2 separate regions of the Homo sapiens genome follow, and region 1 is linked to region 2. The links are chromatin loops, found by intact Hi-C in ENCODE. Cell type or tissue: natural killer cell. All regions are shown on one strand. Links, peaks and the distances in the headings refer to the core of each region. The heading gives the core; the rest is flanking DNA. Region 1 has its middle 11 kb from the start of SKAP1. Region 2 overlaps SKAP1 (src kinase associated phosphoprotein 1).

Evidence for each region. Peaks named below come from ENCODE experiments on the same cell type or tissue, not always from the same donor. Only the 100,000 strongest peaks of a DNase experiment are listed, where the experiment ranks them.
Region 1: a loop joins it to region 2, with 1.8 times the contacts of the local background. A loop is called at or near these places in 6 of 110 quality-filtered maps.

What each region holds. Positions count from the first base shown.
Region 1 is chr17:48,438,887-48,444,248 of GRCh38, forward strand. It overlaps a transcript of SKAP1 not described here. Among named protein-coding and RNA genes, the nearest start is that of SKAP1, 11 kb to the left of the region's middle. In natural killer cell, for the core only: no CTCF peak of the experiment used is centred there; DNase peaks (open chromatin) are centred at 855, 1,275, 1,985, 2,615 and 2 weaker places; H3K27ac peaks cover 4,437 bases.
Region 2 is chr17:48,260,184-48,265,566 of GRCh38, forward strand. The region is part of intron 4 of SKAP1 (src kinase associated phosphoprotein 1); the gene reads right to left. Among named protein-coding and RNA genes, the nearest start is that of SKAP1-AS2, 31 kb to the right of the region's middle. In natural killer cell, for the core only: CTCF peaks have their summits at 2,966 (motif pointing right) and 3,177; a DNase peak (open chromatin) is centred at 3,008.

The DNA of each region.
Region 1 (5,362 bases), core at 1-5,000, 180 kb after region 2:
TTGATGGCCTAGAGATGAGGCTAGTGAGAAAGAAAAAGGGAAAAGAGAGTGAATGAGAAGTTGAATGAAAAGATAAATAAGTGGAGAAATAGAAAACATCATAAAGAAGTCTTCATAGTTTGAAGGATTAGAAACTAAATCAAACAGATCCACTTCATTTCCTGAATTGTAATTTCAGGCTATACCATGTTCTACCTCCAAGGACAATTGAGTAGCTTCAGGGAATGGCTGTAAATTCCTAAAGAAAAGTGCCTTGTGGATCAAGCTGTTCCTATCTGCTGCTGTACTTTTTAGCATCTGCACTTTCAACACAATGACACTTCTTATTGAGTAATATGTGATATTTTGCATCATGAGACTATTGATGCAGAATTTCCTTTTTCAGAGCTCAATATTCCAATCAAAGCCTGTTGCATCACATCACTGAGGCCATCCACTTAATGACAAATTGTAAGATGCATATTGCAGAATATTCATGTTCATTTTATGCTCACAGTGCTTGAAATCTCCTCTAAACAGCCTCTGCTCTCAGCCTATTAAGGTGCCCGTGTTATCTACACTTCATTCAATGGTGTGGAAATAATTGTCTTGAGACGAAAGAAAAAATTGATGGTCACAAGCCAAGTCAGCACTTGTGTTCTTTTCTTACTCTGTTGAATCTGGTGTTATTTACCTCTTCCAACACCTGGGACTCCTGATAAGTCACTCCCATGATAGCTTTTTCCAGGACAGTGCTATGGGGTCTTTAGAATAAGTAGGGATCCTTCATAAGCTATATTGTTATCAGCACAATTCATGCAGCTACCAGATGTGCAAAATAGAAACCACCAAGGGCATTCAGGCAAAGGGGGCTTCCCCAGCTCCATATGGCCACTATGACATGTGCTCATGAGTTGGAGGAGGAATCAGAGAAAAAATGAGATGCACTAAACATGAGGGCCTGTGTTCTTGCGAGAAAATGCTTATATTCTGACAATGTTGGGGCCCTTTTTTACTGCCCTTCATCTGCTATCCCAGCACCTGCACCCTATAGCCTGACTCCCTACAAACCTGGCTCTACTAAAAAGACCTTCCTGTTAGAGACAGGTGGGCCCTTTTCTTCATCTCTTCCCCTTCCTCTTATCTCTGGGACGAAGCACCAGGACGCGGGCTGGTGGAGGAGAGCAATTGCCCCTGGCAGCTGATAGTTCAGCAATGCGGCCTGCGACTTTGCCTTTAAATATCAACCACATGCACAGAAAACACCCTGGCAGCCTGAGAGGTTTCCATGGTGACAGAATGCAGGCCATGACCTCTGTAAATGTAATCAGAGCACTGGGATTGGTGTGCAAGACAGGTTTAATTTCTCCTGCAATGGAAGCTCTGTGGTCCTGGCCCTACATAGGCTTCATACGTTGACAGACAACCTGTTTATCTCCACCAGGGCAGCTCTACATATGGCAGTTCCCTCTGCCCCAGAGCTGCTTCCTCTACTGTCTGAGCAGGCTGCAGGATGTAGAAGGTCACTGAGGACTGGGACAACAGTCATATCAATATCTGGCATCCTTGCGCAGTGTCCTTGGGAGGTGAGACTGTCCCTTATACAAAGAGCAGCTGTGGCGTAAGGGTCTGACCAAGGACTCAGAAGATTGGCCAAGGTTTTCATCCCTGCTGTGCCACCAACCTTGTGACCTAGGGCAAGTCATTTAACCTCCAACTTTCAACATCTTCACTCCAAGGAGAAAATGCCTGGGAAAGGGAAGGCCAAGGGCTTCCAAAGTCCGCAATTTAAGATGGTACCCAATAATGGTTAATGTGAGGATCCTCCCACCCTCAGTGGACTCATACCCCAAGAAATGAATGCTAGTCACTGGTGTCAGTGCTGCCAGTGGTGAGGGGAAGGCTCACTGTGGGAGAGGCTCAGCAGGACTTCCCCACCTCTATCCTGAATTGGAACAAAACCAGGATGCATTTTTTCTAAGCCAGCCCAGAGTAGTAGACTAGAGTTTTGCACTAAACTGACAGGAAACAGACAGAGGCTCAGAGGGAAATGTAGCTGCATCAAAGGAGGACCCCACAGCCTCTTTCCTTAAACTCCATGCAACCTCAGCAAAGAGTTTCTTTGGTCACTTGGATGCTAGCACCCCGATTCCATTTCTAATTCACATGAGATGCTGGCCGACTTCAGTTGCCAGTTATCCTGCTTCTCTGATTCTTTCACTTTTCCAGTATAGTGTTCTAAAAAACAAAAACAAAAACCAAACAAACAAACAAAAAAAGATTTGGACTAAGATGAGATTCATAGGGTTGCATGAAACATTTTTCTTCCCAGAGGGAGCTGGTCCATAAGATTCCCCTTGCAGAATGAGATTCAACAAGGAATCTCAGAATTTCAGAGCTGGAAGGAACTTTAGAAACCCTTTTACCTACAGAGAGAAACCTGAGGGACTAGCCTGGATGTCCCTGGGTTACAGCAAATTAATGGCAGAACCACAAGAGCATCAGGGCCTCACTCTGCTTGGCTGAGTATTAATTTACCTCATGGGTGCTTTTGAACCTCAAACTAAAATAGAGGGGAAGTGGGGGGAGGATTCAAAAGTGGTTGATGAACATTAGAATCAGGAAATGGTGATTTGGTTGAATCTACAGATAATAGCTTTACCACTTCCTGTGTCAGCTGATGCCAAAAGAGAGAAGATTCTAAAGAAGAAAATAGTTACGTGACAGAACTGTGGGCTTCCACACAACTGTCTCCACCCAGGCCATACTCTTTCTCTAAGGCCATTGAGGAGAGTATAAACCTGATTGCTCAGGGGTTTCATTGGCTGGTGTCCAACACAAAATCACAAGATCAAAGAACAGTGGAGTTTATAGGAACCCCAAGAGAACATCTGGTCTGACATTATGTCTTCTGGTTGCTGAGTAACTAAACCATCTAGGACAGGTAATTTAATTGTCTTTCCTTTTTATTAAAGGACTCAGTTTCCCAACTATAAATGAGGAAATAAGGTTCCTTCTAGGTCTAACATGCCAGAACTCCATGATCTCGAAAGGTGGAGATTTCCCAACCTTTTCCAGGATCCCTTTACAGCATTTAACGCATATCTTGTAAGTAGCAGGCTTCCCTGGCCTCAAGCTTAACATCATCAGTGTGGCAAGCACCAAGGGTTTGTCCAGCTCCCAGGGATTACCATGGACTCCAGGAACATGCACTGAAGTTCCTTTTAGTGTTTTAAGGAGGAGGAGGAGGCAACCATTTATGTAATTCTCATGTCGGTCCAAGTTGTTAATACTCCAGTAGTTGGTAGGCCCAACCTGAGTGCGTTGTGGCCATGGGGTGTGGTGGGGTGTGAGGTGGTGTCAATTACATAACAGCTCCTACAGAAACTGTGTGGAATAGGGGAGAAAAGAAATTCTTAGACAACACAGTTGGTTATTTCTGGAAGAAATGGGTAGGTTTGCTGCACAGAAAAAGCAATCTATCCATCATACCCCTTGTTCTTCAGACCTGCCTATGTATGCCTGAATCATTATAGAAAAGTTTCCAATTCTGAGCCCTTGAAAATCAGGGATATGATTATGCTCACTCCACTCACTGAAGCCTTAGTTCCATCCTGCCTGGGACTCTGCTATACTTGGTGTTACATTTTTGGATGTGAAATGTGCAGGGTGGACTCAGACTCCACAACCACTTGTCCCCTTCTTGGCCAAGTCACCTTCTCCTTCCAACTTCTCTAGGTAAGTAAATGGCACCATGGATAATCCAGTTGCCCAATCTGGAACCCTGGGGGGTCATCTTTCTTCCCTCTTTCTTCCTCTGCCAAGTCTAGCTGGAAAATATGTTTCAAACAATCTGTTTCTCTCTAGTCTGTTGCCACCATCCTGGTCCAAGCCACCATCATCTTCTACCTTGCAACCCTCTGGTTTTACGCCCCACCAACCCATTTTCCACCCTAAAACCAGTGATGTCATTTTTAAAAATCTGCCCATGCCTCTTTCCTAATTAAAATTTTAGTAGCTTCCCAATATTTCACTTCCTCACAATGGCTAACAAGCGTCTACCATCGCCACCACCATAACCTCCTGCTTATCTTTCTAGCCTTGCTGCCTGCATGGACCCTTTACTCTCCATCATCTTCAGTAACAGACTTCCTGCAGTTTTTCAATGAGTCATACCCACTCCCACTTCCGTTTGCTCACATGTGCTGTTCCTTCTGTCTACAACACTCTTCCCCTTCCCCTTCACCCAGCTAACTCCTACTCATGCTTCAAGTCTCAACTTCATTTTGTCTGGTTAACCAACCTTGGCTCCCCAGACTGGGTTATATTTCCCTCTCCTACATTCCTGTAGCATTTAGCACCTGCTATTCAAAACTCACATCCCATCTGTAATTATTAAAATTATTAAAAGTAATGGCAAAAACAGCAATTACTTTTGCACCAACCTAATACTTGTCTACCTGCCACCTGTCTTCTCCTCCTGAGGGTTCAGATCTTACCTATCTTATTTCCTAATGTATTCCCAGCAACTGCTATGCTTGGTGTATAGTAGGTCCTCAATAAAGGATTACTGAGTGAGTGCTACAAGGTAAGTCTGTTTGTTTGTTTGTTTGTTTGTTTGTTTGTTTGAGACAGAGTCTTGCTCTGTCACCCAGGCTGGAGTGCAATGGTGCGATCTCGGCTCACTGTAACCTCTGCCTCCTGGGTTCAAGCAATTCTCCTGCCTCAGACTTCCGAATAGCTGAGATTACAGGTGCGTGCCACCACACCTGGCTAATTTTTGTATTTTTAGTAGAGACAGGGTTTCTCCATGTTGGCCAGGCTTGTCTCGAACTCCTGACCTCAAGTGATCCACTCACCTTGGCCTCCCAAAATGTTGGGATTACAGGCGTGAGCCACCATGCCTGGCCTGTTGGGTTTTTTAAAAATAATTTTATTTTGAAATAATTTCAAACTTACAGAAAAGTTATCATAGTATCTAGAACTCAAGTATACCATTCACTTGGAATCATCAATTATTAACTTCGATTATTAATTATTAAATTTAATAATCATCAATTATTAAATTTACTTTATTTTTCATAATAAATAAAATGTTAATTATAGAAAAGTAATTAGTACTAGATTAATTTACATTTTTTTCTGAATTTGAGAGTAAATTACAGTCATCACGCTCCTTTTCCCTAAAAACTTCAACGGTATTTTCTAAGAATGAGGATATTCCCTTAAAAATAACACCTAGTACGAGGCCGGGCGCAGTGACTCACGCCTGTAATCCCAGCACTTTGGAAGGCTAAGGCGGGTGGATCACTGAGGTCAGGGGTTCGAGACCAGCTTGGCCAACGTGGTGAAACCCCATCTCTACTAAAAATACAAAATTTAG
Region 2 (5,383 bases), core at 200-5,199:
TAGGAATTTGATGTGGACAAGAAACTCCGAGGCTAGCAGCATGAAATACATAAATTTAAAACTAGTAACTTAGCATTTTAAGAAGCCATTAAGAAATCTCCTGTTTGAATGTGAATTTAAGAGTAAGGGAGATGAGTTTATTAGGATCTGGTCTTTAATGAAGAATATCAATTGAGTCCATCAAAAAATTGTGTACAAGAGGCTATTAAACAATGTAGACATATTTAAAGTGTGCTCAACTATAAACAAACACTAGAAACATTAGAATAAAACCACCTGAATTGTCTTTCAAGGTTAATGAGTTGGCATTTAGATTCATTCCATTCTCAAGTTTACTTGCAAAGATAAGAAGGGTCATTAAGTTGTATTATCGGTTCAATTTAATTGATTTGACTCGTGGACATCATATTAGAAACTGGAAAATGCCCAAGAATAAACACTGGAGGGGTGTGTGTGTGTATCAATATACATGGAAAGAAACAGGTAAATGTGTTGTAAGATGGAAAAAAAGGAAGTTAATGACATTATTTATATCGGAATCACCACGTGAAAAGAAATCAAGGTAAACGTCCAGATCAAAGCTTTTTCACACCATGACTATCTCGAATCAGCTTTTCTCCTTTCCTTAATTGGTTAACCACACACACACAGTTTAACAACAAAGGCAACCAAGTGGTCAAGGGATGCAAGAAACCTGGTGAAAACAAATGCCACGTTCTTAGTACTACTGTTCCCCTGCCTGGAACATTCTTCTTCTGTTCATCTTTTAAGATTCACCTCAAAATCCAGATACTCTAAAATGCTGTTCGGAATCCCTGATGTGAATTTAATCACTCCCTCTCCTGCAGTATTTAAAAAAACTTCTATTATAGCAATTATCACATTTTAGAATTAGAATTATTATAGTTGTGTTTGGATCTGAACGACCCCTAAGTCTGCAAGTCCTAGGAGGGCAGGGGTCAGTCCTTGACAATTTTTGGAAAATTTCTGATGCCATGCTCTGCAAGGATGTTTATCTGAATTAGTTGAAAGGATGACTTAAAACCATCTCTCAAAATACGCCATGCTTTAATGCTGTGGACAGTAAAGAATCTATGCTTTGGTGAACAACAGAAGAGTGACATGCCTGTGACTCACTCTGAATAGAGCCTTATAAAGCCTTAAAAAGAAATGTGGCACCAACCTTTACCCTCTCCTTATATACGCAGGAATCCTTGGGAGCTACAGGGTTAGTTTGGTTGCTAGGAGTAAGGCCTGAGAATTATTAGTGAACTGGCATCCTGGAAGCAGTAGGGGGCGTTTTACGCTGAGGATGCTATTGGAGGATGTACTCACAGACTGTGTGATGGGCGGTCACCTAGTCATTGTCCTGGTGACCTTTTAAATGTAAGCAGCAGGAAGCATAACTCAGGCCTGGTAGCAGTGATCAGAGTCATGGGGGAACAAACTGTAAAAATTCCAAAGCAAGGGCCATACTGAACCCAGAATTCTCAAATTCAGGAAGAAACTTCCTAGGCTAATTAATAGAGTTTGTTACTTAGGTTTCCCACATCAAAAGGGATTTGGTGTCGTTGTTTTCTACCCTTTCTATTCCTTGCCCCCTTATGGCATTACAGGTTCCTTTTGTTTTATGGTGGGGGAAAAAACCATACACACAATGAAAGAATATTGAAAAAGTTCTGTAAAAGCTCCCCTGAGAGAGAAAAATCTCTGGAAGTCATTCTTCCTCTTGGAAAGGCGTTGGATCAATTTCATTCTTCTCCAGATAACACATAAAACTCAGCACAGGCTATGTAAGTAAAAGAAAGTTTCAGTGAGGGTTTGTTTCTTGCTGCCAAGGGTCTGCAACTTCGAATTGCCTGAAATACTGAACATATTGAGACATGAATGCTGCAAACATCTAAAAATATTAGTAGTGTGGCTGCCTACAAAGAAGATGGAGGGCCTACCTGAGGCGGCAGAGCCTCTTACATTGGAGGGTTGGAGAGAATCATCCACCTGCAGGAGGCCCCCAGTCAGGAGGTTAGAAGACCATATTTAAGAAGAAGGAATCACAGTCCAAGTTCGGCCTCAAACCAGTACATTTTAAGAGTCTCAGTAGATAGCAAAGAGATCATAAAAATGACTCACCAAAAGGCATATATTAAAATTGGACTGGGATGCATTTTTAAGAAAGCCAGAAAACTCCAAGAGCATAGCTTCAGAATAAGAACAACACATGGTTTTTTGGGGGGGAAGTTTAATAAACTGCAGTTTTGGATTACCTTAATCCATATCCTTAATCCACAAAATTCTGTCATTCACTGTTTTGGGCAATGTGACATTATATTTTATTGTAAAGTATTATAGTATATTTCTGTTTGATGAGTAAAAACTTGAACAATTAAAATAAACAATGTATATTGTAATCTCATTGCATGAAGATTTGATTTTCCTATTCTGTTGTAAATTTTAAATTTCTTATCCTGTTAAAAAGCCCATAAAACAGATTTTGTGAACATATGTTTTATGAGCCAATGCCAAAGTAAGAGTGGTAAATCCCTCAGTCACAGACATAATCTTCAGAAGTCAACACTTAATTATTCAGCTTGTAGATTTTCCATGCTTTCCTGTCCCTCCTCCTTGGTATTTCATTGCACACACACACTTCTTTTAGAAAGCAGGCAAACAAAAGAAGTAGAAGAGATGAAACTCAGACTTGAAGGTGTGGATATCTGTAACATTACTTTGAAATGTTGTCAGCAAGGAAAAAGAAGCTAAAAGATAATAAAAATTGTTATCATTTAAGAATAGCTTTCATTTCAAAACAGTATTTCATGTGCATTTTTTTTCAAATGTCTGTTTAAAAGTTTTTGCAAATTAATTGTGGTTAGGATGTTTCAAACTAACACAGTAAATAGATTTTCACCTCAAAATTGTACCTACTTAAAAACATTTAAATTTTACTTAATACTGACTTTTAGGTTGATTCTTCAGTAAACAAAGTGAGAGCTTGTCATTAACTACCAGCAGGTGGTGGTATTCACAAATAGGGTACAAGAAATACTGAAAGGGCTATGAGTATAACCAATATGTGGTTCAGATTTATGGATTATGGATTTTAAAACATTTTTAATGGAGTTGTCAGCACACTGAAACTACTTCCATTCCCATCTGTTCCATATGAATGTGGAAACTTGGAAGTCACCTTAAAATATGTGCCTGTAGAAAGTTTTGCATTAAGAACATTGGGTCTCTTTATAAAAGCAGACAAATATTTTCTATTTTTAAATATTTAAATTTTCTGTATAACAATGAGCTTCAAACATGCACAAGTATCCTGACTCTTCCAATATTTTGGGGGCCTCTAGGTTTAGAATCTGATCTATCTTCTATTCAGGGCAGACACGTATCAAGAGGGAGCACTGACTGTATACTTTAGCCAAGCTAACCTGAGCAAATGCTGAATGGTGGGCACTGTGCACACAGTTGCTATGGAGAAAATATGTCCGTTCTTGTCTCCAAAAAAAAGGTCCCAGGTTTCAGAGGATACAGAAGCAACAAGAGGCGGTGAACTCCAGTCATCGAGTCAACAGCTTCAGGGGCTTTAGGAACAGGCTGAAATTATTTGGTTTTGACCGCCAGATGACCTCCATTGCTGCCCAGTCTGATGGACAGTCGGACCATTAGTTCTTTTAACACACATTCTTTTCCTGAAACACAGACACCACTCTGCGTTTGCACAGAGCAAGAAAGGAGAGCAAACGAGAGTGTCTGAAAGGGAGAGACAGAGACGTACATTTGCAGAGAAACTTCTAAACCAGCCGCAACCCTTCTACTGTTTTAGGGCCTAGGACTAGAGGAATTCAATCCAAGCAAAGAGACATCAGCTTTTTTTTTTTTATCTAACTTAAAAATCTGACTTTAGACTACAATTAGGCAAGATTATATCTAATAAATGTCCAAAACAAAAACATGGAAATGGTTAAAATTGATTTTTTGTATTTTCTAAAGCATTTGATATCTAGCTTAAAAATCAGCAACACTACTTTATATATATATACAAAATGTATACATATATATGTTTATACATATATATATACACACACACAGAGATCAGAAATAAAGAGGTCTTACTATGTTCTACCTAATGTTAGTTCAGGCTTACTGCAAAATTGTTTTCCACTACATACTACCCAGTTCTTTGAAATCCATTTAATGAGTTTAATTCCCAGGCCACATTACTGTGGTATATGAGATTCAATGTACATTTTATTTGTTTTCTTGGTATGCATGTGTTTTGATGTGTGAATGAAAAGTAACTTTGGTCTTATTATTCTTATAAAACAAATCAGGAGCTAAGCTTTGCTTTCAGACAACCTATTAATCCAAGGCAAAACTGAAAAGCACAAAGATTGTACTCCAAAGAGACCCATAAAGATACTGAACTTTGCCAGGAAATGGGGAGGGAAAAGGGAGTAGAAAAGGAAATTTAGGTAGAGGATAAAATTTTCTATAGATGATGAATCATTCTATCTTTAAATAAAGCAATACTTAAACTTACATTTAATCAAATCTACAAAACACACACACACACACACACACACACACACACACACACCCTCCATCTCCATTTTCTTGTGGTTGTGGCTGACAGAACTGTACTTGTCCCCAGCCTCTTCTGATTTTCCTCTTGGGATAAGTGATGAGCTATGCTGCAGTCAACGAGGAAACATCTGTTTGACTTTCCGAAGCTGGCATGGGGAGCTGAAGTCTGAATCACAAATGCCACTTTCATAAACAGGTCTCCCACAGGAACCTTGCTAAAAACATGACTCTACTGGGGTGAGCCACAGCTCTGGTGAGTGATGGGGAAGGCTGCTCTCCTTTCCAGCTATTTGAAACAATATACACTTTTTATAGGATTTGTCTGTGGTGGGATTTAATGAATTCCAATCTGTTAACAGACGTACCTGAATCCAGTTTTAATTTGGGAAGTTAGTTCATACTGAAGCTCCAAAGGCTCTAAATCTGGGAATTTTTAATTAGTAAGAAAGCTATGGCTGGGTGCGGTGGCTCACACCTGTAATCCCAGCACTTTGGGAGGCTGAGGGAGGCGGATCACGAGGTCAGGAGTTCAAGACCAGCCTGGCCAACATGGTGAAACCCCATTTCTACTCAAAATACAAAAAATTAGCCCGGCATGGTAGCAGATGCCTGTAATCCCAGCTACTTGGGAGGCTGAGGCAGGAGAATCACTTGAACCTGGGAGGCGGAGGTTGCAGTGAGCTGAGACCGCACCACTGCACTCCAGCCTGGGCCTGTCTCAAAAAAAAAAAAAGCAAGCAAGCAAGCAAGCAAGCAAGCAAGCTATGACACTGTGGTGTGTGGTTACTGTGTTCAG